4 separate regions of the Homo sapiens genome follow, and regions 2, 3 and 4 are each linked to region 1. Evidence: chromatin loops called from intact Hi-C (ENCODE). Cell type or tissue: PC-9. All regions are shown on one strand.

Evidence for each region. Peaks named below come from ENCODE experiments on the same cell type or tissue, not always from the same donor. Only the 100,000 strongest peaks of a DNase experiment are listed, where the experiment ranks them.
Region 2: it touches region 1 in a loop (8-fold over the local background); 6 of 110 quality-filtered maps call a loop at or near these places.
Region 3: it touches region 1 in a loop (12-fold over the local background); 4 of 110 quality-filtered maps call a loop at or near these places.
Region 4: a loop joins it to region 1, with 7 times the contacts of the local background. A loop is called at or near these places in 41 of 110 quality-filtered maps.

Annotation. Positions count from the first base shown.
Region 1 is chr6:79,669,674-79,674,673 of GRCh38, reverse strand. SH3BGRL2 (SH3 domain binding glutamate rich protein like 2) reads right to left here. Exons shown (of 4, transcript NM_031469.4): 2 at 875-1,060. Among named protein-coding and RNA genes, the nearest start is that of SH3BGRL2, 41 kb to the right of the region's middle. In PC-9, a CTCF peak has its summit at 1,884; DNase peaks (open chromatin) are centred at 1,783 and 2,893; H3K4me3 peaks cover 456 bases; H3K27ac peaks cover 2,420 bases.
Region 2 is chr6:79,464,216-79,469,215 of GRCh38, reverse strand. All of the region lies in intron 5 of LOC100506851 (a long non-coding RNA gene), which reads right to left. Among named protein-coding and RNA genes, the nearest start is that of LCA5, 71 kb to the left of the region's middle. In PC-9, a CTCF peak has its summit at 2,791 (motif pointing right); no DNase peak of the experiment used is centred here; H3K27ac peaks cover 281 bases.
Region 3 is chr6:79,542,329-79,547,328 of GRCh38, reverse strand. It overlaps a transcript of SH3BGRL2 not described here. Among named protein-coding and RNA genes, the nearest start is that of LCA5, 7.4 kb to the right of the region's middle. RefSeq lists enhancers at 1,956-2,235, 1,929-2,691. In PC-9, a CTCF peak has its summit at 2,058; a DNase peak (open chromatin) is centred at 2,138; H3K27ac peaks cover 1,675 bases.
Region 4 is chr6:79,568,937-79,573,936 of GRCh38, reverse strand. It overlaps a transcript of SH3BGRL2 not described here. Among named protein-coding and RNA genes, the nearest start is that of LCA5, 34 kb to the right of the region's middle. In PC-9, a CTCF peak has its summit at 3,008; DNase peaks (open chromatin) are centred at 3,276 and 3,536; H3K4me3 peaks cover 1,749 bases; H3K27ac peaks cover 2,646 bases.

The DNA of each region.
Region 1 (5,000 bases):
TGTTTTCTTTGAAGCCACCAAAGGCTGTTATTCCTTTCCTCCACGCTAATTACAGCCTAGCTATTTATTTAATCTCAAGCACCTCAGCTCTGTGGCTCCTTCTTCTTTAGACCGTCCTTAAATAACTATAGTACAGGTCCAAAAATAAACACTGACTTAGATACTTAGAGATATGGCAAAAGGCAAATCCTAACTTACTCATTAGAAAGAAGTTTCTCAATTATTTTTCTTAACCTAAGGAGTACGCAAGTAGGTAAATAGATGAAAGTGACTTTTTCATCTTCTCGTATGCTACATGCAGCAGGAAAGCACCTGATATATGTTCATATATGAGGTGCACTGATATTCTTAATGATCCCTCTGGCTCATTATCATAAGAAATGGAACTCTGGTTTACGATTAGCTATTAGCAGTTATTTATACCATAAAGGGATATTCAAAGATAATTATCCCCCTCTACTACTCTGCCCCCTAAAATGTATTAATCAAAAAATAATTTGATTAATAATTTAATAATTAAAATGATTATTTTTAATGCTTCAAAATTTAGAACATAATACACACATACATACATACATACACACATACACAGAGCTTCCCTTCCTACTTCTGTTTCCAAAGCAAAGACAGAGCTCAGATTGACAGACACACGTGCACTTACATTCACATACCACACAACCCTCGCACATACATACACAGTCCATGACCTTGGACTCACATCCCTTCTCAACTTCACCCTCTGTTAGACATGTGGATCTGAATGGGCATTGGGTGAAGAAGTCACAGTCTTCACTGGAAAAACCCACCTGCACTCTAGGTGGCATGTGTTCTGAACAATAAAAAGAAACAGCATGATAACAGTCTAGCCACTTACTCCACAGTATCGGTCGCCATTAAATATCTGAGGTGGCAGGGGGTTGCCCTGAGTGGGTTTCTTTTCCGGGGGGACGTTTTTGTACATCCATTGCCTCTGTTCTTCTGACATTGTGATATCCACCTCCTCAAACTCTATCTTGTTGGCTTCCAGAAATCTAACCACATCTTGCTGCTTCTTCTTTATCTAAAGAGAGAAGACAAACAAATAAGTAGATACGCTTATCTGAAACAGTATGTATATACTTCCAAACTGAACTAGATTTATGTCATTGATACAAAAAAAGAGGTGATTTATGTAGGTGTCATGCACTGTCCACTCACTAGATATCCAGTGGAAGACTGAGCCAGCCCCAACACAGTCGTTTCTTTGATGTTGTTATTGCTATTTTGAGATGGGGTCTCTCTATGTTGCCCAGGCTGGTCTCAAACTCCTGGGCTCAAGTGATCTACCCACCTCGGCCTCCCAAAGTGCTGGGATTACAGGTATGAGCCACTGCACCCGGCCACTAACACGGTCGTTTCTTCAACCTAGACTCCCCAGAACTCTGGAGCACAATTCAGGTAGCTTGGAAAGAATGGACTATGAGATGACAGAGTGCCTTAGTTCTCAGTGGGCCATAACCACTCCCCATCCCACCCCAACCCCACCCTCACCCTTGCAAGAAGTTGACATCTATGGTCATAAAAGCTCCCTTTGCCCAAAACCATCTGAAAACCACGTATAGACTATCTGAGATGTTGACATTTCATTGATTCATGACAGCAGCAACATTTTTATTCCCCTCAGCAGCCTTCTTCAGAAATTCCACAGCTGTAGCCACTACCATGAAAGCATCCTTTCATCAGTTCACAGGAGAAAAATGTTCTCCACTTCTAAGGTGAGAGTAAACAAAGAATATCATCTTACTTTGAACTCTGTTTCTTAACCCTTTTCATTCCTCTGATCTTTCACTTTTCCTTCTTCAGTCACTAGGGGTCAGATGTGCTCTTGAGGAGCTGCAAATCCATCTCTGCAAAGTTTTCAAAATGTTGCCTACCTTCTTAATTTAAGAGTACATACTAATTGAGATGGAATGAAAACACAATAGTCTCTCCTTATCCATGGGGGATACATTCCAAGACCCCCAGAAGACACCTGAAATGACAGATAGTGCCAAACCCGTATATATACTATATTTTTTCAATCTGATGACCAGGAGGCATGTCCAGGTTTGTGTTTTAAAGAGATCACTTTAATAGTATGCAGCTTAAAAAGAAAAAAAACAGAAGCTCTGTATGTACTGTTAACATTGTTATGAAAAGCTCTCCAAGACATATTAGTAGGTTAAAAAGAAAAGCAGCAGAACTATATGTAGACTAAGCCCACTTTAAAAAAAAATGGAGAAAAATAAGAACGCATTTATATTTGCTTGTGTTTATACTGTTTTAAAAAATTCTTGAAGGTCATGTAAGAAACGAACAGAAGTGCTTATCCAAGGGCTAGAGGAGCAGGAATTGGGTAAGGAAACAAAGTGGGAGCAAGAGTTTTATTTTAAAATGTTTTGAAGATTATAATAAATGTGTTAATATTCAAAAGAGTAAAAAGAAGAAACATATTTTAATGAGAGAGAGGTGGCACCCTAGCTTCCACAGAACAGCTTGGAGGGTGGCAGTACACACCACAGAGATGCCCTGTTTTATACAAATCATGTTTTCCCAATGTGACATGAAGCAGAACTCAAAGCATTTTGTTGAGTCACTGGCCCCCATGATTCACTTATAAGAAAGGGCAGATGATTAAAAAGAAGACATGAAAAAACAAAACAGGTAAAACCTTAGAAAATTAGCTAGTACTAATAGCAAATCACCCAAATAACAAGGTAGGAGAAAGTTAATCCGTAGAAGGAAGTTTTCAAGTGGATGTTTATGATACTAGCATCAGGAAGGAAGATGTGTCACACTACCACAGCCTGTTTGTAAGGTCTGCAGAGGTGAACATGGCCTGGAACTAACAGCACCCACCCTAGGGTGGCGGGGGCAGGCAGTTCAGGAAGCAGGAACTTAGAGAAACACATCAGCCTACTGGGCGGGGCCCAGGTAACAGAGAGGCTTCCCATGCGGTAACAGGAAGCCATCAAGAGCACTTCATGTGCTGGGCTTAATTCCAGAGTCCAAATAGCCATAACATACACAATCATTTCCTTCACACAATGAATTTTTTTATTCTCCCCACATTTCAACTCTTCTGAAATGAAATGAATCTTACAATCAATATCAAAAGGAATTTCCTAAGCAAATGGAAGAGAAGTAAATTGTGGGCCAACAGTCACTGCTTTCACCTATGTCATTTTTTTGTTTTGTTTTGTTTTGAGACAGAGTTTCACTCTTGTTGCACAGGCTGGAATGCAAAGGTGTGATCTTGGCTCACCTCAACCTCCGCCTCCCGGGTTCAAGTGATTCTCCTGCCTCAGCCTCCAGTATGTGCCATCACGCCTGGCTAATTTTTGTATTTTCAGTAGAGATGGGGTTTCTCCACGTTGGTCAGGCTGAACTCGAACTCCCGACCTCAGGTGATCTGCCTGCCTCGGCCTCGCAAAGTGCTGGGATTATAGGCGTGAGCCACCGTGCCTGACCTCATCTATGTCATTTGATCCATGGGTGGAAGGTACCTTCAACTCACCTGGTTTTTTTTTTACTTAAACACCCTTGGAAGCAAAACAATGGTAGTTATTTACCCAGTAACCAATCTCCCTCTCTTTCTAAATACAGAAGGCTGGTTTTACTTAGAAAAGCAATGTGCTCAGCTACAACATCATGTTTACGCAAACACCTCTATTGTTAATCACATGACACAGTTCTGACCAATGAGATGTGAGGCAGACAGTCCTTGGGAAGGCTTCACTTAAATGAATGAAAACACAAAGCAGGCTTTTGCCCTTCTCTAGTCTGCTTACTTGCAGAAACGCAGATATGGTGCCTGGAGGTGCAGAAACCATTTCACAAATGTGAAAACAAACACCATAAATATGTGAAAATAATATATGCTCAAGCAGAAAGACAGTAGCCTGGGTCCTTAATGACATTTTGTAGCTGCCACCCCAGTCTCTTCATGCACAACCTATTCTACACCTTTCTGTATTAGACAAATAAACCCTTAATAAGTTACGCCACTCTTCATCCAGTTTTCTACAGCTTGCACCCAAATGCAATTCTTAATTGCTATTTAAAATGACTTCAGAAATACTGTATTATGATGAAGGATTGAAAATAACAGCTATAACTGCACAGTAGAGCCTGGCAATAAGAGCTGTAAGACATAAACTTAATATATGTGAGTGAATATTTGTCACTGGATAAACAGAGGAATTTTCTTAATTTACTCCATAGAGCAACAACCAACATGTTGGAGCTAAAACAGGCAGGTTATCTAAAAGGACGAAGAGTGCATTTCACCCTAACATTCAAACACTACTACACACCATACAAAGCAATTAAAGGGAACACAGAATCCCTTGCATTAGATTGGGAGTAGGCAAAATATGGCCCAAGGCCCAAATCCAGCCCACTGACCATTTTTACATGGCCTGCAGCCAAAAATGGTCTTTATATTTTTAAACAGTTGGGGGAAAAAAACAAAAGAATAATGGTATTCCATGACATGTAAAAGTTATATGAAATATAAACACCAGTGTCCATAAACAAAGCTGTATGGGAACACAGCAACACCCATTCACTCACATATTGTCTATGTCTGCTTTCTCCCTGCAATGGCAGAGTTCAGAAGTTACAACAGAGACTGTGTGATCCCCCAATGCCTAAAATATTGACTAGCTGCCCTTTATAGAAAAGGCTTGTCAACCTTTGAGCTAGATCACAGATCTTCACTTCCGGATCAAAGTTCCCTTTCTCAGTGAGCCCTCCTTTGACCACCTGATTTTACACTTTTACCACCTACCCCAGAACTCTCTACTTCCCCTCCACTGCTGTATTTTTCACCACAGCACTTGGCATCTGACAGACTGTAGATACTATGTATTTGTTTGTCCATCTCCCCCACTAGAATATAAATCCCCTGGCTGGGTGCGGTGGGTCACTCCTGTAATCCCAGCACTTTGGGAGTCTGAGGTGGGGGGATCACCTGAGGT
Region 2 (5,000 bases), 210 kb after region 1:
ATGACTCCATAGTTTAATAACTGCAGTCACCTTGACAGAGGGTTTTCATACAGATGACTTTCCTTTATCAATGTAGTACCCTTCAAGACCTGTCTCCCAGCAACACCCTCCCCCATCCTGACACGTAGCAGAACCCTGTTATCCTGGCCAGTTTTCATAAACACCCAAAAGATTCTGTGGGTATGTACTCTGAACATCCCATGGGAGACACTAAAAGATGTACATTTACTCCTTTTCGTCAACCTAAAAATCACAACAAAATTCTGTCCTTTCCAGCCTAAAATTTTTACGAAGACAGTGACCATTTTAAGATATCTCCCGAAAGACCTTAGAGAGGAGAGTCTAAGGGGAAGTACTTCTGCTCTCCTCCCTTGAGTGTTTGTTATTTTATTGGATTGCCTCATTGACACATGACCCAAAGTAAAGTGTGTAAGTGACGAAAAGCGAAGAGCATTGGCTTAAAGGGTGGAAACAGGGTTGTTCGCTAGCAGTGTCCTCAGGTCCAGTTATTTAACTCCTCTGTTAGTTTTGCTAGCAGCCAATTGGGGATTTTAATAACTTGCCCTGCCTAACCACGTGGAATTCTGTCCGTGCCATTTTTGTCTGTGTCCAAGTACTGATGACCATATAGTACAGTATAATAAAAATAGCTAACAGGACAAGTGGAGCTGGGTTGTGGCAGTGATAAGCCTCAGTTTTTGTGGGCATCAGCAGGAACACAACAGCCCCTTCCTCAGACTCAGGGCTGTGGCTGATGACCAGGGTACTGAAGGCAGCTTCTCCAACACTCACTTGTACCTAGGCTGTGTCTGTTGCCCAGGCTAGAAACGTTCTTGCTTATTCATCCAGAAGCACCTATGAGCAGCAAACTTCATCTAGAGCCACTGTTCTTGAGCAGGGCCTTGGTTCCAGAAGGGAATTCTGAAAATGCTGAGAGAATGCTGCACATATCTCTTCCATTACACACTGGAGACAGGGCAGTCAGACCTAAGGAATCCTATGGTTCCTGCCCAGCCAGCCACTGTGCCATGCTATGGTGGTGATAAACTCCCTACAAGCACGTCTTTGGCTCCTCCTTTAAATTAGCCTCTTAGCTAAAAATAATAAATTATAGGAGGAGGGGTTTTGTGTTACCTCCTGCCCTGGAGATTTAAAGGAATCTTTGCTCTCTGGGATTTCTCTTTTAAGAGCCATTGGAAGGAAAACCTAAACGAACATTTAAAGTCCCTTTGAACTGTAGCCTGTGAAGTTCCAAATACACCCTAGGAGGCCTGTGAGTCGATGTGATGTGGTGATAACAGTCAGCTGCTTCCAGCAGCTCCTGCTGTCCTTCTGCTCTGATGACACAACTTGTAGCTTTGGTCTCATTTTGAGGAACCTGCTAAAGATGGCTCTATTTGCTTTAATTCTCAGATTACTTCAGACTAATGTGTCACATCTAATTAAGATGGTGCAGTGCTGTCCCCTTGCTCTACTTACCACAGCTTCTCTGCTGAAATGTGCCATTTAACCTGGATTGTCCCAAAAGCTGGGGAACAGCTTGCTGACTGTGGTTGATGCCACGGTATCATCTTAGCAGATTTTTTTATTTCCATTAACATTTAACCTAGTATATCTTCAAGTGTTTTAATATTCCAATCAATAAGTAGAAAAATAGATATTGGAAAATTAATTTTCCCACATAATATGACTCATGCTCCACAAGATTTTTTTTGTCTTGCTCTGCTATTATAGTAGCTGCTCTGCCAACCCCATGAGTTATTGTGAGGCTCAGGTGAAGTGATATATGTATAGTAATATGTCAGGGTAAGTTGTCCAATATTTCAGGGTAAGTTTTCTACAGGTGTACATGCTAAGTGCTGACCTACTCTGTGATCTTTGTTATCTGATAAAGCTGGACCTGAACTCTGGAGGAAAAGTTTTAAAAATGTAAACAGTGCTCTATACGTGTAGTTTTGGTAACAATAAATGAAGTGTTTTCATTCCCAACCATCTCATTATGACAGTAACTCTGCTGCAGCCATTAATATCTGGAGTTAATAATCTTCTGTACTCACTGACTTTTTAATGTCTGTAAGGCAGATAGTAATCGCCAAGACTTGCTCTGCTCCTAATTGGCAATAGCAATATATGGTTTTGCCCAATATTTCTTGTGACATTATCAAGCTATTTGTGAATGGATCTGTGTGTGTTTGAAAAATGGACAGAAGCAAAACCATAAACCACAAAATTAGATGGACAAATAAAAATCCATAAATGTTTCATATCACTTTTTCTTTTCATGCTCATAGGTTTCAGCCAGGCTACACTGCCTGCCCTCTTCTAATTCAGCTAATTTGTCTATCTTTCCCGTTACACAGGTTTTCAGCGATTGCCCTGGGCAAAAGCTGACTTTCTCAGCATTTAATTCTGCAGATATTTTCTTCAGTGTAGCACGTTTTCCCAAGATACCTACTTGGATCTGTTCTGGGGTTCCAATCTCTCCAAATCCTAGGATGTCTAATCCTCTACTTGGAAATTATCCCCTTTTCCCTTTCTAGGAACTTTCCATAAGGATGGTAACAACAGTTCACAAGGGGCAAAAGCAACTAGGACCGAAGTGGCTCTGCCAGCCAGTCCAGCATTGGTGTAGACAGCTACTTGCGATACTTATGACGAGGGCTGGCCTGCATTCTTTTTGTAATTTTTAATCTGTATTATTATAAGTTACAATTAAGTAGCATTTTCGTGGAATAAGTGCTGAATTAAACCTAGATATTGAATGTACCTCACATAGATTTCCTTTAGAGGGCACTATTGATTCTCTGAAACCATGGAAACCTTTCTTCATGTTTTCTTGGTAAAATTGGCCAATTTTGAAATCTTATTGGGTTTCAAATCTACTCCATATAGTACAAAGTACTATACTCGTTACCAATTCCATACTTTGAAGATTGTCCATGTACAGAATAAGAAGTTACACCAGAATGTTGTTTGTTATGACAAGTCATCAACACAATACATATAATTCTATATTTGAAAACCTCAACTGGTTTATTTGCTTTTGAAATAAACCAGTTCAAATGGGAATTTCCTTTTGTAACTTGATGCAAAATTTAAATTAAACAATTCAGTCTTTTTTGTTTAGAAAGACAAATTACTTCTTTGGAAACTAATGTTTCATTCTAGAAATGGGTAATTATTTACATATATTTAGAAGAAACCATATTTATGGTATTTTCATTCAGACATTCATTAACATCTGAAGATACTCTACTAAAATTTTGTGGTCACATTTGTTGTGTTTTTTAGACTCTGCCAGTTTGTTGAATTTTGATAAATGCTGAAGGAGAATGCTTTTTTTTCTTCATTATTTAAAGTTAAGAGAATAGAACTTTGTAAATTGTCTCACTGGCAGCCTTTATCTAATTTCAAAATAATGGGAACCTAAAATACTCCAAAGCTCAGAAACATAATTTTGTGACATAAATACATTCATACCACCATCTACCAATGTTTACTTAGCTTTCATATAATAAGGTACTGTTCCAACATGTATGCCAATATCCTAGGTTAGTGGAAAGCAGTTATCTCATGTTTTATAAACAAACAGATTAACAGAAAGGTCATGCACATTCCAAAGAGAAGAAAATAGGTTTCCATAGTTTAATGAATTACATACAAATTCCTTGAACCAGCCTTTTAAACTCTTCACAGAATGGCCCCAGTTTACCTTCCTAACCTCGGCTTCCTCTACCAATAACCTAAGCTCCCAGCAAATGGCACCACCCACTATTATTCGGACATTTGTGCTTTTCGGTATTCCTCTCTTGACTCATCCAGTCTTTTGCCGAGAGTGCTTTTGCCTCCCCAAATGCAAATTGTAAAGGTCCCATCCATTCTTCAAGCAGCATTTTAACTGAGTCCTCTCCAGAAGCTCCCCATCTTGTGAATTTCCATGGCTGGTTGAGTATAATTTCTGAGTTTATCAATTTTGTTTTGTATTTAAGTGGGTTGGATGCTTGTTTCCTCCCTCTTTCTAGATTGCAAATTTTTTAGAAATCATTTTGGGATCGGTATCAATTCTAGCGCCCAGCATATGGTAAGGGCTCAATACATATTTTTTCAAATGAACTGGGTTAAACCAAGACATTTTTGCCATTTGTCAAATGAGGCACATTGAAAGCAGAACTTGGATAGTGTGGGATCTGAGGAATAAGGATAAATACCAGAGACATTAAAAGTGAAGGGAAAGGCCTTGGAGACTTATTAAATGTGGAAAGCAAACACTCTTACGCTCTCTCTCTTATTTTATTTTAAATCACTGCACTTATATAACACAATTTGTAGCCTAGAATGAGGCTCTATGTGGGAAAGAACTTTAATTCACCACCATATCCTCAGCACATAGTCATTGGTGCAAGACAGATTTTAGGTGCCCAGTGATATTTGATGAGTGAATGAATTAATTGATTAAAATGCAAAGCTGTCCAGCAAGAAGGACAGAATTATTACAAACAGATTAGAAACCAAAGGAGAAGGGATAACTTTGGAGAGTATGGTGACTTCAGTTTTTTTAGAGATGCATAGATGAGCATCCAAGTAGAGAACACAGAGGAAGTAACTGAAAATTGGCATTGGAATTTCATTCAAGAGTCAGACTCAAATATGTAGTTTTGGGACTTACAAATTAGCTATAATTGCTGAAGCCATAATATTGGATGGGATTATGAAGAGGAAAATGTAGGGAGGTCTGTCCAAGCTATATCATTGGGGAGTGCTTCTGTGTAGGTACAGGGCTGAAAGCCCAATAATGAGGCCTGCTTGTAAAAGTCAGGGAAAAAGCAAGCATATTTTATGTCCTTTTCTTGACTAACCACTCTACTATATATGATATTATTGAATTTCTTTTTTTCCTTGGTTTTGCCATTTTGTACTGGTCCTTATTTTCCATACTAAATGTTATAGATTTTTTATTTCCTAAAACATATCAGTATTTGATAGACTTAGATATGGACTAA
Region 3 (5,000 bases), 130 kb after region 1:
CATCTCTGGGTTGTGCTCTTTACTACCCAGCAGCTCCTTGGGGTGGATCATGCTCCTCTGCTTCTCCTCTAACTCATGGAACCACAAAACCTCAGTGGTCCTTGCCATGTCCTTTAAGGTCATAGAGAACCAGACTGTGGACAGTCTGGTTCTTATCCTCTTCTCAGGCATACTATGTCTTTAAGCCTTAGTGACAGTGGTTTTCCTACTCCCATCTTCAGAAATTTCTAGACTAGAAACAGAGAATAGTCTCTACGGATGCCTCATGAACAACGGGAAACTCTCCCAAGAACTGTCTCAAATGCTTTATTCCAATGGCAACACAAAGTTACAAAAGAGTTTCAACTTAGGCCAGGCCCAGTGGCTCACGCCTGTGGTCCCAGCACTTTGGGAGGCTGAGGCAGGCGGATCATGAGGTCAGGAGTTCGAGACCAGCCTGGCCAACATGGTGAAACCCCGTCTCTACTAAAAATACAAAAAAATTAGCCGGGCATGGTGGCGCGCATCTGTAATCCCAGCTACTTGGGAGGCTGAGGCAGTGAACCCAGGCGGAGGTTACAGTGAGCTGAGATAATTGCACTCCAGCCTGGTGACAGAAGAAGACTTCATCTCGAGAAAAAAAAAAAAAAGAGTTGCTACTTAGCAGGCCTCAGGAAGGGAGATGCCAATCTCCTCTTCTTCAAAGCACCCTATGAATTTCTATGAATTATTTTCTTGTACTTCCTACTCTTAGCCCCATCCACTCTCTCCTTGGGAGAACGAAAACCCTCTCCAAGAAGCCAAATATGGTTTCTTCCCTTCTTTCCATACACAGACCTCTCTTACGGTGAAGTAAAAGTGAAGAGAGGAGTTTCCTAGGGTGATGGTTGCTGGCAGTAAGGTTGGTTATGCACTTTTTAATAAGCCCTGGTGGGAGGTTTTGACTCCTAATTATTTATGGCTCTTTAGAGAATGTTCTCAGCTTTGGGCAGTAGCCACGATTCTGAGGCAGCAGGAAAAACCCCACTAAGCAGGAAGTGGGAGAAACAAGACTGAAGAAACTTTCAAGCTTAATCATTTTTACCCCCCTATTTGTATTATCTGGAAAAAAAAGTTGTTAATTCATCCAAATATTATGATTTTCCTCAATATCTTGGGTAACATCATAGTGTCATAATGTTAGGGTCTACCTGGCTTCTAGTCCCAATAATTTTGGTGTTAGGGATTAGACCAAGACACGTGAAATTGCTACCCTGTTCTTCCTTCCCTGTTGCTTGGTCCAGATATCATGATTTCAACTCCACTTGTTTCACTTGTACTATTGATTATGTATTTTTTTTTAAATGTAAGGAAATTTTACATCCCTGGAAAGTCAGTGTTATTCATAAACAGAAGTTTATATGAAAATTGAGAAAATGGAAACATTTTAACTAGAAGCTATTGCTTACCAAGGTTGTATGCAAAAAGTCTGCCCTTTGTTGTTGTTGTTTAAAAAAACAATGACAGCACGTTAGCAAGGTGCTAAGACTACCATCAGGCTTAGCTTTTCTCTTTCCTGAATACAGAAAGATTTGAAGTCAATGTTATTTAATAATTTCAAGTACCACTAGTATTAAGTGGCCAGCGTTTTGGATGACACAACTTTGTCAATGTTTTACAGTTTTCATCGTTTTCCCTAGTATTATGCAGGTCCTCCATGCTTTACTTAGCCTAATAGTTACTTATATACATGTAGTGAGAGGGAATTGTAAACGACATCTTTTAGTTTCTTTTCTGTTGGAATCTCATTTCTGAAACGATTTTCCTATAATTATGAAGACAAAATTTTCAGGTGCTAAGATCAGATTATTTGAATTTACCAAGGTATAATAATGGTTAAAGAAAGGATAAAAACATAAATATGTTAATTCCTCTTTAATAATTCAAGATTTCAGTGATCTGAAAGTACTGGGAAAAGTCACCTGAGTAATAAAGCATGCATCATTTGACTGGATTAAAGTTCAAATCACTGAAAAGCAGCTTATTTTTCATCCGTCACCATGGATACAAAAGGACAGCTGAAGTACGGGCATCTGACATCACAAGCATGCCCAAACAGGCCTGCAGGGGAGCTGCATCAGCGCCACAAAGGACGAAAAGAAAAGCGGCCAGAGAAGGGGAGGAACTCTCAAAGGGAAACAGGTCATTGTTAAGATGATGAGTCAGAAGTTCAGTTGGGAAGATTAAATACAGGGAGACATGAGGCCAGCTGAGAAGCTTGACGACTTCAGCATTTGTTTACATTGACCTTTCAATACCCTTCCTAGCCAGAAATAGAACTAGAGGGAGACCGAGACACTGCATCAGATCAGTTGCTACTCAAGCAGTAGTTTCTGTAGCTTCTTCTGTTTTCTCCTTATTTTATACTTGGGCTTTAATTTTAAATAATTAAAAACATTTAAAAGTTTAAACATTTAAAAGTAATGTTTTAGACATTTACTTGCCTGGCTCATGTAATGTTAAAAATCATCCCTAAAGTAGCTGAATACTCCAAATAACAACTTAAAGAATCAAAGGAACCAGTATCTGCTACACAACAGGAAATGGTAAATATTGAGAAAAATTGCTATTTTAGGTGTTGTTACTCATGAAGAGACACAATTTCTATTTTGGTTTATTTTTGATTTTTACTAACTAAAATTTTTGTTTCTTATCAAAATGCAGCACATCTATTCTCGGTTGCTGGGTAGAACATAAAGATCCAGACAGGAATGCTGGATTTGGAGGTGTGCTGGTAAAGGTTTAACCAGTGGCTCTGGGGAAGCTATGATTTGTAGCATTTGCTGGTTTCTGTGGTGTAAATATTTTCACCGTGGTTGATTTTGAGCTACCAGGGTGACATCAATTGGCTTGCAAAATTTCTGAAAATGTAACAATTGGCTTTTGCAAGCTAGTACCAGCTGGCTCCAGCACAGCAGTGATTAGGCTCTATTCCAGCTCTGACACCAGCTTGGGGTGGGATTTTTTAAGCACCTCACTGGGACTCAGTTTCCTTATCTGATGAAGGGTTGGAGCTGAGCTTAATCTTTGGTTGTTAAAACTCCATTGGCTTGCTCTAGATGTAAGCCTGTCCAACCCGCTTGATTTTGTTGTTGTTGTTGTTCTGTTTTGTTTTAGGCTTTTAGCAGCCTGAAAAGCCATGGTTTTTAATTTCTGTCTCTAGTGTTAGACAGAAAAGAGGGATGAGGAAGGGGCTTTATTGGCCCAACCAGAAACAGGAACTGAGAACCCATGACTGTATTCTATCCCCTGCAGGGTAGTTTGAAAGAGGATTCTTGGGGGCCACTTATGGAAGATGGTATTTGAGAGATGCTGAGTTGTTAGGGTTCTAATTCCTCATAACCACTTCAACTGTGCAGGGCAATTCTGATTTTAACTACCATATCTTGTTTTATATTTCTTTAAAAGGTTCTGTTAGAAAAGAAGAGTGCCTTAGTAAGGAAAAAATAACATAAGAAGACAACTTGAATAATTGATCTTAAAGGCCCTCTTATATTTATAAATAACTGATGATTCTATGAAACTAAAAATGTGAATCAAACACCAATATACTGATGTCTGTAGAGTACTCGAAGTGTTTGTTGGAGGCTCCTCTCCTTCAACAGAGAGACAGTTCCTATGTTTTAAATATGCTTCTGTTTTTAATATGGGGTTTCCATATAAGATTTTACTTGAGAAAGGGTTCTGCTGCAGGAAGTGGGTGGGGGATTAAAGACAACTGATTGATGCCATTTAACAAATCCAGAAACCAAGCTTTAAAAAAGAATGCCTTATCCTGTATTTCACAACTAGTAAGAGGCAGAGCCATGTATGGAATTAAGGTCTCTGGGTTTCCAGACCAGCAATATTTTCCTTTTTGGAAGCTGGCTACCTGGGACCATTACTTTCTATTATATACCTCTGGGTAAATAATCTAATCCTGTGTTGTCCAATAGGTTAGCTACAACCTGCATGTGACTACTGAGTACTTGAAATGTAGCTGGCCTGAAATGAAATGTGTTGTAACTGCAAAATATATACTAGGTGTCAAAATGTTAGTACAAAAAAAGGTGAAATATCTCATCGATAACTTTAAAATATTGATTGCAAGTTGAAATAATTTGGATATTAAATATTAAATAAAACTAATTTTACTTTTTAAAAACTTATTTTAACATGACTACTAGAAAATCTAAAATTAAGTGGGTGGTTCACATTCTATTTCTATTAGACAAATCTGATTTATCCTCAGGGTCAGTTTCCTCATCTATATTCCATTTCTCAGAGTTGTTTAAGATCATGAGGTCATCTTCATGAAAGTACTCTGTAGAGTGCCAGGCAAATATAAGACCATACTTCAACACATTTTAATTCTTGTGTGGTCACCAACTGTTAGCTGTTCTCTGTAAGATGGTAAGAAGTTTTGTGGAGGATTTTTTTCTTTTGCTGTTGTTTATATGGTTTTGCGGGGTGGGAGGAGAGGGAGGAGATAAAGTAATAGTGTAGGTTGCAAACAAAATAACAAGCACATTCATTCAGTCTACTCATTTATATTCAGTGAGGAAAAGACACATTAGACTAGAGCCAATTGTTGCCTGACAGGAACAGAGACATTGAGAAGGAACTTCTCCCTAACTCCCACCTTCCAACCTCTCCCTAAATGCCCCATTTTGGCAGAACCTACCGATAAGCCAACTAGCAAGGGTGTCTGGGAAATGCAGTTTGTTGAGTCCTAGCTCCTGAACCTTAAAGTAGAATATAGAGGCCAGGTGTGGTGGCTCACGCCTGTAATCCCAGCACTTTGGGAGGCCAAGGCGGGTGGATCACCTGAGGTCAAGAGTTTGAGACCAGCCTGATCAACCTGGTGAAACCCTATATTTACTAATAATACAAAATTAGCTGGGTGTGGTGGTGCATGCCTGTAATCCCAACTATCTAGGAGGCTGAGGCAGAATTGCTTGAACCCAGGAGGCAGAGGTTGCATTGCAGTGAGCTGAGATCGC
Region 4 (5,000 bases), 100 kb after region 1:
TACACAAATAAAACATACAAAGGGTGCAAATGAAGAATTGAAACTGTGTTATTTGCAAAAAATTAATTTCCACAGAGAAAACCCAAAAGAAACTAATGACAAATTGTTAAACATAGTAATACATTCAGCAAGTTTAAATGTATGAAAATCAATTGCATTCCTCTACATCAGCAATAGTTATACAATATAATTTTTAAAGTAACATTTAAAAACAAAAATAAGGTATCAAAAATTTACCAATAGTTGTGCAGACTTTAAGAAAAATTTATAAGCCTTTATTGATACTTTAAAAGAGACCTACTAATATATCATGTATGTGGATACAAATACTCGGAACATAAAGATATCAATTTTCCTTCAAATTCATCACAATTCCAGATTCCACCAAGTTTTTGTTTTGTTTTGTGGACTTTAACAAAGAAGGAGTCATTAGAATCCTTCCAAAGAAATGAGAGAACATAGGGCAAAAATAACCAGGTCACTCTTGAAGAAAAACTACAAAGTGGGACCTCATCCTGATATTAAGACTTAATAATAAAAATATTATAATTACAATAGTGTGGTATTAGCAAAAGAATAGGGAAAAGAGAACAGTGGAAGGAACAAAGAATCCAGAAACAGATCCAGGCCCGTATGGAAACTTGAGATTTAACATCAGTGGCATTGCAGATCAGTAGGGAAAGATAAACCATTTAATAAATACTGCTGAGATGATGGGTATCTATACAGAGGGAAAAATAAAATTGGATTTCTACCTCACATGATGTACAAAATCTGCCTCAAGTAAAGACCAACATATACAAAGTAAAATCTTCAAACTTTTGGAATAAAGTATAGAAGAATATTTTTGTGCTTTCAGAGTTGGGAAAGATTTTGATATCAATAAATAGAAAATGAAACCTTTAAGGAAAAGATTATGAATCAATTAGACCACATTAACATTTAAAATGTCTGTGCATCTAAAGACACCATTTTAAAAAGTGAGAGAAGACAAACCACTAACTAGAGAAGACATTTGCAATGCATATTGGCAACAAATATTTAGCATAGAGTATGTGTACATATATATAAAATGTCTACAAATCCCTACCAAAAAATCAAATAGCAATTAACATGAACACACATGAAAATGCTCAATCTCACTAGTAATAGAATAATTGTAAATAAAAATAGGCCAGGCGCAGTGGCTCACGCCTGTAATCCCAGCACTTTTGGAGGCCAAGGCGGGCGGATCACGAGGTCAGGAGATCGAGACCATCCTGGCTAACACAGTGAAACCCCATCTCTGCTGAAAATACAAAAAATTAGCCGGGCGTGGTGGCGGGCGCCTGTACTCCCAGCTCCTCGGGAGCCTGAGGCAGGAGAATGGCGTGAACCCGGCAAGCAGAGCTTGCAGTGAGCTGAGATCACGCCACTGCACTCCAGCCTGGGCGACAGAGTGAGACTATGTCTCAAAATAAATAAATAAATAAAATAAAATAAAATAAAATAAAAATAGATGCCATTTTATACCCATAAAATTGGTAGAAATGTAATCTCATGATACCAAGAGTTGGAAAGAATTTGGAGCAGTGGGAAATTTAATATATTTGTGAGACTGTAAATAAATTGATATTACTACTTTGAAGAGCATGCTTTACATATTACGTGCACGAAGATATCATATGTGTATACAACGATATCATCAGGTACATTAATGAAATCTAAACATCTATCAACATAATGAGGAAATAAATTGTAGTGTAATCATACAGCAGAAAAAATGAGTTAATACTAAATGCAATGTGGTATTCTGGATTGAACTCTGGAACAGAAAAAGGACACTAGTGGAAAAACTGGTGATATCCAAATAAAGTTTGTGGTTTAGGTAATTAAAACATACCAATGTGAATTTCTTAGTATGGACAAATGTACCATTGTTGTGTAGGATATTAAAATTAGAAGAGGTTGGGGGAATGGTGTATGGAAATTCTCTGTATTCTGCAACTTTTCTGAAAGTCTAAAATTATTCCAAAAAAAGAGTTTATTTTTTAAAAAATGAATAGAGCTTCTTAGATCATTATGGGTAAACCTCACAAACATAATGCTGAGAAAATAAGAAATTGCAGAACACACATATAGTATGTAACCAAGTATATAAGTTTAGAAGTATTGATACATTATGTTTTATTTAATGATATATATGTATATAGTACAATTTTATACATATACTTAAATCATAAACACCAAATTAACTATGCCATGAAGGTAAAGGGACTTGGCTGTGATCAAAGGGTGTTACCAATAGATTTTAAGTTTTTGCAGTGTTTAATTTCTTAGGTTGGGTGATGGATATGTTAATTAATTTGGCTGTGGTAATCATTTTACAGTGTGCATGTATATCCAATCATCATGTTGTACACCTTGAATATATACAATTTCTATTTGCCAATTATACCTCAATAAAGCTGGGAAAAAAACCTAGTAAGTCTGTCTAGGTTATTTGTCAGTGGTGACAAACAAAGCAAAGCAGAACAAAACAAAACCAGAAAAAAGTGATTTTGACTTCTTACAGGTTCTGTGTTTATAATCTAATAAAAGCAAGTCATCTTAAAAATAATCCTGATTATTTCTTTTACAATGTAAGATGGTTTTACTATGTGTAAATAGATAAACAAGTGGCAATGTCCTTATAAGGAGAAAGGAGAGACGTTCATTCAGGAGAATGTGCTAAGGTTAGGGACAGTTCTCTACCATACACACTGCCTTGTAGAAACTCCATCAGAGACAGAATACCAGCATTAATGCGCTTTCATTCTTGATTACAGAACAAAGCTCTTTTAAGGTTTATTCTTAACTAACAAAGCATCTTTTTTATATCCAGCTGTTTCCTATGCTGGAGAAACAACAATAACAACAAACAGGTTAGTTCTATAAAATGCAATTATGTAATTTTTGGAGGGCTTCGATGTATTTTCAATTTGTTCTTCCATTTGTTGCCACCAGTACTGAGGCTCCACCTAGGGCCCTTTTCTATAATTACATTCATATTCGTTAAAGCTAATCTCCTTTATGATAGCAATATGTAAAGCAGTTATGCAAATAAAACAGAGTGCTTGAGTTTTTGTTTTTTTCCCTGAATCTAATATATGAAAATTAGATTTGCTCACTCCCAGGAACTGACCCACTGCTAAGGCAGTGAACCACCATGGGTTCTTGCCAGGCAAGGAGGTGGTTAACATCTTATCTCTAGCCTTGGAACATTGCCTTCAGGAATGCAGCCAGGTTACTTTTGAAACAGGTGGTCCCAGTTCTGGCAGGGTTGGTAAAGTGGAGAAACAATTACCTTCTTGTGAATCACAAGGACAGATAGAGGAGGCTTAAATCAGATGGAGGCAGAGAAAGATCACAGGGCAGACCTAAAGAATTTGCTTTAGAAGTTACAACATGACATTTACAATTGTGGTTGTCTTCTTTACCTTTTATATTTCTGTGAGTTGAGTTTTCAGTATTTTACTCCTAGTCCAATGTGCAATTTGTTTTTTGATTCCCTATCTTTCCAGCAGTGAGTAATGCAAAATGATTTGAGCTAGCACTCCAGAGTGTTTTGCCTCACACCTGCCATCTGCCTGCTTAGTCACCGTGCAACCATCCTTGCCCTAGATGATGATTTTTATTTGATATAAGAATTGGCAGGCAACAGTTGTTGTGTTAGGAGATTTCTGGATTCCCAGTTTTCTTTATTCTTGTAATGATAGCAGCATGGCACATTAATGTTTCAGATATTCACTTGGCTTTTCCTTGTAACTACCATATGTTCTTAAAGATATTTAGTGTGGGGAGAGTTGTGAAAAAGGAAGGGGAAATGGATTATTTTTAATGTTATTTAAAAATTGTAGACATGAAAACCATTGCTACTCAGCACAAAGCAAAGTAGAAATCTCTCAATTTATCCGTAATCTCAGCCCTCAATTTCAGCAAAACTATCCTTTCTGCGTGTTCCCATTGACAGTCTTACTCTATACAGTTTGGGTGTAAATTCTCTACAAAGGAAGATACAGGTATAAAGACAGAATTCCCTTTACAGACAGTAATTGGAACCAAGCAGACACTGTGATTAAAGAGACTACTGTAGGTATGCATTCGGACAAGTTAGGCAAAGAAACCCACTTTAGAATTAGGATACAAACCAGAAGAAGGTTATTTAGCTTAATACATATGTAAACCAAAAATAAAATTCTAAGCACCCCCCTGACCCAAGGGCATTCCAAAGTTAACCTGAAAAAAGTTGTTGGCCTGAAAAAGTTCAGGCCAAGACAGGATGGGAACGTTGGACATGCCTCATTTTACCCTTCCGCCTTTGGAATTCAGGCACAATTGACCAGCATTAACATTAACACAGAGACCTTAAGACTAACAAAACAGACTCTTAACATAACCGATAGCAGGCCCTGAAAGAAATCAAAGTATTTTACCCCAAAATATATTTCTTTGAAATGCCCTTGCAAAGCTGTCTCTTGGGAGAATCTCTTTCCCTTACCAGGTCTTTTTCCTGACCCAGGAGAGAATTAACTAAGAGTCTGGCACCTTTTTAAGTCTGATAAGAAACATTTACAATCTATTCTCTCTGAAGCCTGCTACCTGGATAAGAATAAGAACCTTGTTCTCCACAACTGCATATCTTAACCCAGACACTCCCTTCTATTCATTCCAGGTCTTTAGGTAATAACTCTTTCAACCAATTGCCAATCAGAAATTCTTTGAATTGACTTATGACCTTGAACTATCCACCCCAAGCTTCAATTTGTCCCACCTTTCTGGACAGAACCAATGTATATCGTACATCTTACAATGTACATCGTACATGTATTGATTGATGTCTTAATTCTCCCTAAAATGCATAAAACCAAGCTGTAGCTGGACCACCTTGGGCACATGTTCTCAGAATCTCTTGGGCTGTGTCACAGGCCATGCTTACTCATATTTGGCTTAGAATAAATCTCTTCCAATATTCTACAGTT